Linked DNA regions of Homo sapiens: region 2 is linked to region 1. The links are chromatin loops, found by intact Hi-C in ENCODE. Cell type or tissue: CD4-positive, alpha-beta T cell. All regions are shown on one strand.

Region 1 (5,000 bases):
CTTCCACATGCCTCCCGCCTTAGCGCCGTGCAGGGGCAGTGACCCTCCCCTGCAAGGCTGGGGCCTCCCCAGGTCACAGGGGAGAAGGGCAGGCAGGCCCCACACAGAAACTTCTGGGGCCAGATCCGTGACGCTGCCCTCTGACATCAGCGGCATTTGTGCCTCCCCCGGGGGCCTCTGGGAGCCAGCGGAGGCCAGGCCACAGCTTGGAATGCCTCAAGGGAAACCGCGTGTCTCGGCCTCAGCCTGCGGCCCTCCTGGAAGGAGGGGTGAAATATCACAGTGTCCACAGCTGGAGCTCCTGGAGAGCACCAGGGACCCCAGCCTCCTGCCCCGTCAGGCCACAGCATCAGGGAAGGACGGCAGCCCCTGTGGGAGGTGTGGCAGGGGCGAGGCAAGCAGCCTCCACTGTGAGTACAAAAGCAAGGCTGCCAGGGAAGGGCCCGTGGCCAAGAGCACCCAGTGAGGCCCAGGACCCAGGGGGAATTAGGTCGGGAGACGGCACCTGTGGTCGGCGAGCAACAAGGACACGCACAGTCCTGTACCGTCCCCTTCCCAGGCCCAGGAGCCACCCGCAGGGGCTGAGCCCTGGGAGCATCCCAGCCGGGCTCTAAGGGAATGTACAGGGGGCCCGGTGACCTGGGCTGGGTCTGGGCTGGGGCCTCCCGGGTTCTCTCACGTGTGTTTCGGCCCCTCTGCAGTGTTCAGATGAGGACGGGGCTCAAATCCCCACACTGGGTAGGGGTGGAGCTGGGACCTGTGAGCATTGGGCCCCATGAAGGGTCCCCTCCAGTTCTCATAAGCACGTCAGGGCATCAGTGGGCTCCGGGACCCTGACCCTGCTCTGCAGATGGCATCTGGGCATCAGCCAGGAGGAGGCCTCCTGCTCTGAGCTGGTTTTTGGAGAAGCCATTGAGGCACAGAGGAAATGTGGGACTGGAGGACGTCCTAGAGGCTGGGACACCCTCACCGGTGCTGGGATCCGGGGGCCCGACACCCCCCAGGCCTCAGCCTCACTGAGCGGCCACCATCGCCCCGAGGGCCCACGGCACTACGCAGCATCCCGGAGCCCCGTGGCCCTGTTCTGCCCTGGACCGCGCACCCTGCTCCCGGAAAGTCCTGCCTCCACAGACACCCCGTGCAGGCCGGGACCTGCACCCGAGGAGGCACACACCGAGCAGTCCCTGGTTTCTGCTGCTGCCCTGGGGGCGGGGCCGGAGTGTCCGGGTGCTGAGCACGGCCCCTTCCCTGTGATCGGCGCGCCAGCCAACAGACAGAAGAGAAAACGTGAGTGCATTAAGTACGTACCTGCTTCTCAGGTCTTTTCATCTTTTTCTGAGAAACATATCCTATTTAATTGAATGAAAAGGAGCGTTCCGTTATTTTCCAAGAAATGACCATTCATCCAGGAAAGGTGATGGGCTTTTTGAATTTTATTTACAGAAAACTACAGTATAAGATCAGTTTTGCTGTTTACGCGTTTGCAAACGGCATGGCCGATGAACAAGACGCATCTCATTCGGATTCAGTTTGAGTTTATTCTGGAATTTTGTTTTAAAGACAAAGTTGTTTATAATGGCTTAGTCTAAGGGCCAGGAAGGTCTCGCCTGGCCCTGCCCTTCAGACACGCCCCCACCTTCACGTCACCCTTCGCCTCACAGCCTGACGGCCACCTCCCCGGTCACCTGGTAAGGCCCTTTATGGAATCTTCTTCCATGAAGAGAGCAAGAGGAACAACAAGCTGTTTTCTTCTCTGCACTCACTCGACACCACAGAACACTTCTGTGGCCGGACATGTGTGTCTCCAGGGACACCAGCTGAGTGTCCTATAATTCCGTTCAGCCTCTACACCATCTACCCGGCGATGGTGTCCGGCCCCACGAGGGGAAGCTGTCCCACAAGCCACCCGCACTGCAGGTCCCGATCACAGGTCTGGCCCACCCGGATGCTCCTTTCTGACTGGCTGCAAAGTGGGGTTCCCATGATCCCCTCCTTGGGTTCGATTAATTTGCCAGGACGGCTCGCAGAACTCAGGGAAGTGCTTATGTACATTTACCCGTTTATTCTAAAGGATATTATAAAAGATGCAGATGAGAAAGCAGCTTTTATCTGAGGAATGTGGGTCCCTTTAAGTTATCAGCCCAGAGAGGCCCTGGAATAAGAGCGGCCGCCCTCCCTGCCTTAGAGACCGACCGACACCAAGTAGCAATAAATGAGCCTGACATGCCCCACGCCAGGCCGTCACTCAGACCCCAGAGTTCAACAGCCGTTGACTGGTGAGTCAATGGCGGCCCTGTAGACAGAGGAGACTCCTGACAAACAGCTGAGCTAATCACCAGTCAACAGCCACCCTGTAGACAGAGGGGACTCCTGACAAACAGCTGAGCTAATCACCAGTCAACGGCCGCCCTGTAGACAGTGGGGACTCCTGACAAACAGCTGGTGTGGGTCACACCTCGTCTTTTTTTTTTTTTTCTGTCTGTAGGTTTATTGTCTTGATCTGAAAAATCCTCATAGGTAATTGTTCGGTTGAGCTCTCAGCAGCTCCTGAGCTCCAAGGAAGCTTGCCTTCTTTGAGCTACCCGAACTTTCTTCTGAGCAAAGGCCATTTTGGGACGGTTTTGCCTCTTCTTTCGAACTTCTTTCTTGGGCTTCTTCTCATAGCCTGGATTCTCTTGTAGAGCAGCATGAGCTTTCTTATCTCTCTCCCCCACTGTGGGCGGCAAGCCAGCCAGGTGCCGAGGCAAGAGACGGAGGGCACGAGCTGATCCAGTGTAACAAAATATATAAAACAACAAGAGTTATGCTAGATCTAGATCATAGATATGATTATATATGAATATCATTCATCATCAGTTTGTAGCAATTACTCTTTATTCCAATATTATAATAATCCTCGCTCTACAATCATAACGTAGGAAAAACCAGGCCATACAGAGATAGGAGCTGAAGGGACATGGTGAGTGACAAGTGACTACAAGGCAAGTGCGTGAGCCTTCTGTCATGCCCGGACAGGGCCACCAGAGGGCTCCTTGGTCTAGCGGTGATGCCAGCATCTGGGAAGACACCCGTCGCCGAGCAGACTGTGGTCTAGCGGAAGCGTCAGTGCAGCGGTCACGCTCCTGGTCCGCTCTCATGTTCCATCCCGTACACCTGGCTCCGCCCTCTAGATAGCAGTAGCAAAATTAGTGAAAGTATTAAAGTCTTTGATCTTTCTGAAAAGAACATAGAAGAAATAATGACATAAGCTGTCCTCTCACTCCCCGCCTCGGCTACCTAACAGGGAAGGGCCCCATGTCTGGTGGACACGTGACTCACATGACCTTATCAATCACTGGAGATGACTCACACTCTTTACCCTGCCCCTTTTGCTTTGTATCCAATAAATAACAGCGCAGCCAGGCATTTGGGGCCACTACCGGTCTCTGCGTCTTGGTGGTAGTGGTCCCCCGGGCCCGCTGTCTTTTCTTTTATCTCTTTGTCTCGTGTCTTTATTTCTACAATCTCTCGTCTCCGCACACGGGGAGAAAAACCCACCGACCCTGTGGGGCTGGTCCCTACACCCCACCATGTCTGGAGTTACGCTGTTCTTTATGTATTGAGAGAACTGTTTCTTGTAAGCATCTTCATCTTCTTGCATTAAGTAGCACATGTAATCTGCAACATTCTGGCCCATGATGCCCTTCCGTGTACTTCTGCATTAAATTCCTTGTTTTCAGAATCATAACCAGGAAATTGTTTGGTACTGTGAGGGATAGACCAGCCTCCATCCACAGCTCCATTCAGGGCGCCAAAAGCTTTATTGCCAGTGGTAGTTCTGGCAAGGCCTGCATCCATATAGCAGGTGAAGGCACCTGGCCGACCAGCAATGCTTTCCACATTCTATTCATCACCAGTCACCTCCACTTCGCCTTCTTAGATCTTGTCCAGGCCAGACCTATTGAGAAACCTGCAGGCCAGCAGCAGCCAGGACAATACGCTGTGGCATAATTTATCAGGCCGACCTTCACACTGTATTTTGGCAGGTCATGTGCATACGCTGTGCAGACTATCATACCCCCTCTATCTGGGCATAAGCGATCTGACAAATGATATCTCTGTTTGTTACACCAACTATCATCCTGTATTTGGGTGTGTTGTATTTGTTTTTATACTGAATCGCCAAGCGTTTCCGAGCATAGCAATCAGTTTTACCCTCTCATCATCTTCTAAATTTCACTTGGTATCTCTTAAAGTCGGCCTTATCCTGCACAACTTTAACAAACCCCATCCTGCGGAACAGAGTCCTGCGTCTGCGGCTCAACAGAGACCGGCCCCTTGTCCCCTTTTTTGCTTTTAAAAACCTGCTTGTAAGAACCAATGCAAGAAGTCCAGTAACTCAACTGGCCAGAGTGCTGTGTGTCCTCCAAACAGCCACACCAGCTCTCCAAGAAGAGTTCTTAACCAGGCTGATGAACTGCCTGGAGTGACAGAAATAGAATTCAGAATACAGCTAGGAGCAAAGGTCGTTGAGATTCAGGAGGACAGCAAAACCCAACTCAAGGAAAATAAGAATCACAATAAAATGATACAGGAGCTGAAGGACGAAATAGCTGGCGTGAAAAACAACCTCATGGATCTGACAGAGCTGAGTCACCACAATACAAGAATTTTAGGCCGGGCGCGGTGGCTCACTCCTGTAATCCCAGCAGAGACGAGTCACCACAATACAAGAATTTCAGGTCAGGTGCGGTGGCTCACTCCTGTAATCCCAGCATAGCTGAGTAAACACAATACAGGAATTTCAGGCCGTGCACGGTGGCTCACGCCTGTAATCCCAGCACTTTGGGAGGCCGAGACGGGTGGATCACCTGAGGTCAGGAGTTCGAGACCAGCCTGGCCAACATGGTGAAACCCCGTATCTACTAAAAATACAAAACCTAGCCGGGCATGGTGGCAAGTAACTGTAATCCCAGCTACTCTGGAGGCTGAGGCAGCAGAATTGCTTGAACCCAGGAGGT
Region 2 (5,000 bases), 87 kb after region 1:
TTTTTTTTTTTGAGACAGAGTCTCACTCCGTCACCTAGGCTGGAATGCAGTGGTGCGATCTTGGCTCACTGCAACCTCCACCTCTTGGGTTCAAGCGATTCTCCTGCCTCAGCCTCCTGAGTAGCTGGGACTACAGACACATGCCACGACACCCAGCTAATTTTTTGTATTTTTAGTAGAGACGGGTTTCACTGTGTTAGCCAGGATGGTCTCAATCTCCTGACCTCGTGATCCGCCCGCCTCGGCCCCCCAAAGTGCTGGGTGTCAACAGGCTTGAGCCACGCGCCCAGCCTTTTTTTTTTTTTTAGATCCACCTCCCAGGTTCAAGCAATTCTCCTGCCTCAGCCTCCCTAGAAGCTGGGATTACAGGTGCACATCCAACGCCTCGCTAATTTTTGTATTTTTAGTAGAGATGGGGTTTCACCATGTTGGCCAGGCTGGTCTCAGACTCCTGACCTCAGGTGATCCGCCTGCCTCAGCCTCCCAAAGTGCTGGGATTACAGCCACCACGCCTGCACGCCCCCCTTTTCTTTTTAAGACAGAGTCTTGCCCTGTCACCCAGGCAGGAGTGCAGTCAGGTCATCACGGTACACTGCAGGCTTAACCTCCTGAGCAAAAGGACATCCTCCCGCCTCAGCCTCCCAAGTAGCTGGAACTACAGGCACCTGCTACTACACTCGGCTATTTTTTATTTTTTTGCAGAGATGGGGGTCTCACTATATTGCCCAGGTCAGTCTCAAACTCCTGGCCTCAGGAGATCTGCCCACCTCAGCCTCCCAAAGTGCTAGGAATACAGGTGTGAGCCCCGTGTATGAGTGCCTGGCCAGGAACCACAGATTTCTTGAGAAGTGTCTGAAAAGCTGATTCTAGGACCAGGGTCGGCAAAGGACCAGATGAGGCAGGAGCATCCTGTATTGCCAGGGAGCTGGGAGGGGGTTTCAAAAGGACAAGGAAGAGAGGAGGAGGTGAGAAGACTTTCAATGGCCAAAGCAGGAACGATATGCGCAAAAATACAAATAAAAGCCCGGCACAGGGGCTCACTCCTGTAATCTCAGCACATTGGGAGGCCCAGGCAGGAGGATCACTTGAGCCCAGGAGTTCAAGACGAGCCTAGGCAACATAGCAAGACCCTGTCCCTACAAAAAGTAAAAAAAAAAAAAAAAAACTAGGTGCGTGTGGTGGTGCACACATGTAGTCCCAGCTACCAAGGAAGCTGAGGCTGGAGGATCACTTGGGCCCAAGAGTTCAAGGCTACAGTGAGCTGTGATCAGGCCACTGCACTCCAGCCTGAGTGACAGAAAGAGACCCCATTTGTAAAAAATAATAAAAACAAACAGAACTTTTAAAACAAATAAATAATAACAGCATCGGGTTATGACCTAAAGGATAAAATAAATATACACGAGCCCACACTGTAGAAATAAATGACTGAGTAAATAAATCAACAGGCAGAGAGACAAACCTTACAGAAGAATCCCAGAAAATACAGACACCCCTCCAGGAGGTGGGGCCTAATTACTCTCCCCATGAGTTGGGGATGGGCTGAGGGGCCGGATTCCAGTGACCAGAGCAGGGATGGAAAGGCGATACCTGAAGACTGCAAGAGTGGCAGACAGTCCGCACCCCAGCACGGAGCAGACCTCACCGGTGCTGAGCCACAAGACAGGAGGGGCGAGACTCCACCCCTGCGCCTTCCTTCCTAAAACCCACCACCCTAGTCGGATCACAGGAAGACACCAGGCAAACCCAAGTCGAGGAACATTCAACAAAACACCTGGCCCGTCCTCAACCGTGTCGAGGACGCGAGAAGCTGCCACGGCCCAGAGGAGACCCAGGAGACAGAAGGACTCGGCGCCGTGCGGCAAGGAGGAAGAGCATTTAATAGGAAGAGAATTTCCTCCTCCCAGGGATGCTGGCTGCAGACGCGCTGCAGATGGAAGAAGTTCAGATTTTAAAAGCTACTTCTGCGAGCGCGTGAATTCCGACACCCATTCCCGCGGCTGGCGTGGCTTCTCCTCGGACCCATCCCCTGGCCTGGCGACTCCCCCTGGGACCCGGGTCGGTCCTCCGGACCCCTCGCGTGCAGGTGCTGAGCCCGGGCGGGGGCGGCGGGGGCGGGGGCAGCACTGGGGGCCGGACAAGGGGGCGCCAGCGCCTTCCGGAGCGGGAGGGGCTCCGCACACACCTCGACGGGGGCGGGGGTAGGCTCGGCACAGGCTAAAAACGAGCGGAGCCGCCGGGGCTTAGGCATCGCGGCACCTCCGTTGAACGGGTCTAAGAACAGAACTCCTGAGGACCCTCCGTTTCCAACCGAAGCCAGTCTTTGCTCTGCGTCTTCCCGGCCGCAGCGCCAGGACCGACCCCTTAGGACCCGGCGGGCGGGGCGGGGCGCGCGGGGCGGGGCGGGGATGGTGGGAGGGTCGCGTAGACCCGGCTGGGACGGAGGGACGGCGGCGCGGGATGCTCAGAACGCGTGTGGGCGGCCCGGGCGGCGTCTGGCCCTCTCCCCATCCTCGCGCGCCGCGCCCCAGCCCCGGGATGCTGCTCCGGCCCCGCAGGCCGCCCCCGCTCGCGCCCCCCGCGCCGCCCTCGCCCGCCAGCCCCGACCCCGAGCCGCGGACACCCGGAGACGCCCCGGGGACCCCGCCCCGGAGGCCCGCCTCGCCCAGCGCGCTGGGGGAACTCGGGTTGCCGGTGTCCCCGGGCTCGGCGCAGCGCACGCCCTGGAGCGCCCGGGAGACGGAGCTGCTGCTGGGGACGCTGCTGCAACCGGCCGTGTGGCGCGCGCTGCTCCTGGACCGCCGCCAGGCCCTGCCCACCTACCGCCGCGTGTCGGCCGCGCTGGCCCAGCAGCAGGTGCGCCGCACCCCCGCGCAGTGCCGCCGCCGCTACAAGTTCCTTAAAGACAAGTTTCGCGAGGCGCACGGCCAGCCGCCCGGGCCCTTCGACGAGCAGATCCGGAAGCTCATGGGGCTGCTGGGCGACAACGGGCGCAAACGGCCTCGCCGCCGCTCCCCGGGGTCCGGGCGCCCCCAGCGCGCCCGCCGCCCGGTCCCCAACGCGCACGCGCCGGCTCCCAGCGAACCAGGTAGGCGGGGGACTGGGGGGCCAGGTGGGGCCGAGGACTGCGGAGGAACCGGGGGCTGCCGAGGGCTGCGGGGGAGGGGCGGGCGCGCCCCGCGAAAATCCGCCCGACCGCCTGCTCCGCGTTCCCAGACGCCACCCCGCTGCCCACCGCCCGCGACCGCGACGCGGACCCCACCTGGACGCTCCGCTTCAGCCCGTCCCCACCGAAGTCTGCGGACGCCTCCCCCGCCCCCGGCTCCCCGCCAGCTCCCGCCCCGACCGCCCTCGCCACCTGCATCCCCGAGGACCGCGCGCCCGTCCGCGGCCCCGGGTCCCCGCCGCCACCCCCGGCCCGCGAAGACCCCGACTCGCCGCCCGGCCGCCCCGAGGACTGCGCGCCCCCTCCGGCCGCGCCCCCGTCGCTGAACACCGCCCTGCTGCAGACCCTGGGGCACCTGGGCGACATCGCGAACATCCTGGGCCCGCTGCGCGACCAGCTGCTGACCTTGAACCAGCACGTGGAGCAGCTGCGCGGCGCCTTCGACCAGACAGTGTCCCTGGCCGTGGGCTTCATTCTGGGCAGCGCGGCCGCCGAGCGAGGGGTCCTCAGGGACCCGTGCCAGTGAGTCCCGGCTGCGGCCAGTCTCCCCTCTCCAGGCCGAGGCCCCTCCGCCCTGACCCCTCCTGCTGCCTTCCCACCCCCGTTCTTGGGTATGTTCAATAAAAGGATTGTTTTCCTAGAGTCCGGGCTGTGTAGGAGTGCGGGTCTGGAGACGGGGAGGGAGTGGCGCCCTGCAGTGCTGGGGCTGCAAAGGTCAGGGCAGGGTTGCGACGCTCTCATCACAGAGAGGGGCTCCCACTCGCTCCTAAGGTGTAGACAGAGCTCCGTGGGGCGCACCCAAATGTAGGCCGAGGAGGCCAGGCTCGAGGGTGGTGGGCGTGGTGCCTGCTGCCGGGTCCTGGTCACACACTCGGTTCTCAAGGCCACACCAGACTCTCCCTGCCCCTCCCGGGGAGCCCCACTGAGTAAAACGAAGTGAACGGGTGGGCTCCGCTGGGGGTCCGGAGAGAACCTGAGGCTGACCCCACCTCTTCACTCAATGCAGGGGTAGGGGTTAGAGTGGTCGCCTCCACACTGCCCAGCAGAGAACCCCCTTTGACCCAGGAGTAGCATGGGGGGTTCCGAAGGTCCTCCCATGGCCTCGGGCAGCCTTGGACCACCCGGCTGAACTCTCCCAGGTCCTGGGAAACAAAAGGGGAAGAGAAGCCACAGAGCTCCAGGGAGGATGCTGGTTTTGTCTCCAGGGAGGTGGCTCTGGTCTGGGTGGGCCTAGGGAGGCGCTGAGCGTCTGGGGTGTGATCCTTGGGCAGAGGCTGAGGGCAGGGTCCTTGCAATTTTGAGAAAACCGAAGCAAACCTGCCCAGGAAGCATTTTCCAAGTAGCAATAGAGGGCCCCACCCTGGACCCCTGAGTCAGAAGAGGGATTGGCTGGAGCCGGAGATACAAATGTAGCCTGGAGGAGTTCCGCTAGCATAACAATGCCTGCAAATTAGTGGGCCCATCCAGAAAGACAAGTGGTTTGCCCAGGGCCATGCAGCTAAATGGGGCTGGGGGGGTCCCCGCTGGCCCAGCACCCAGCAGTCCTGAGGGGTTCCCTGTGGGTGGTATGGTTGCAGCCCCTCCTGCACATGCTTTTCTGGGTATCCAGAAGAATAGTTCCCGCTAGTGCTAAAGGCTGCTCCTGGGGAAATGAACGGCTTGCCCAGGTCTGAGGGGGAGGCCTGTGAGACCACGCCTGCAAGAACTGACTCCAAGCCTCACCTCATTTAAGAAACTGAGGCGCCGGACGCTGTGGCTCACGCCTGTAATCCTAACACTTTGGGAGGCTGAGGTGGGTGGATTGCCTGAGCTCGCTCAGGAGTTCGAGACCAGC

What was found. Hi-C counts contacts between places; a loop is a spot of excess contacts. Peaks named below come from ENCODE experiments on the same cell type or tissue, not always from the same donor. Only the 100,000 strongest peaks of a DNase experiment are listed, where the experiment ranks them.
Region 2: it touches region 1 in a loop (3.0-fold over the local background); 7 of 110 quality-filtered maps call a loop at or near these places.

What each region holds. Positions count from the first base shown.
Region 1 is chr10:133,141,035-133,146,034 of GRCh38, forward strand. It overlaps the pseudogene RPL5P28. Among named protein-coding and RNA genes, the nearest start is that of KNDC1, 17 kb to the right of the region's middle. In CD4-positive, alpha-beta T cell, a CTCF peak has its summit at 3,006 (motif pointing right); a DNase peak (open chromatin) is centred at 3,057; H3K27me3 peaks cover 848 bases.
Region 2 is chr10:133,227,751-133,232,750 of GRCh38, forward strand. It overlaps UTF1 (undifferentiated embryonic cell transcription factor 1), which reads left to right and starts at 2,467. Exons shown (of 2, transcript NM_003577.3): 1 at 2,467-3,088; 2 at 3,217-3,808. The coding sequence starts at 2,539. The coding sequence ends at 3,692. RefSeq lists enhancers at 2,449-3,248, 4,049-4,848. In CD4-positive, alpha-beta T cell, no CTCF peak of the experiment used is centred here; a DNase peak (open chromatin) is centred at 2,861; H3K27me3 peaks cover 2,033 bases.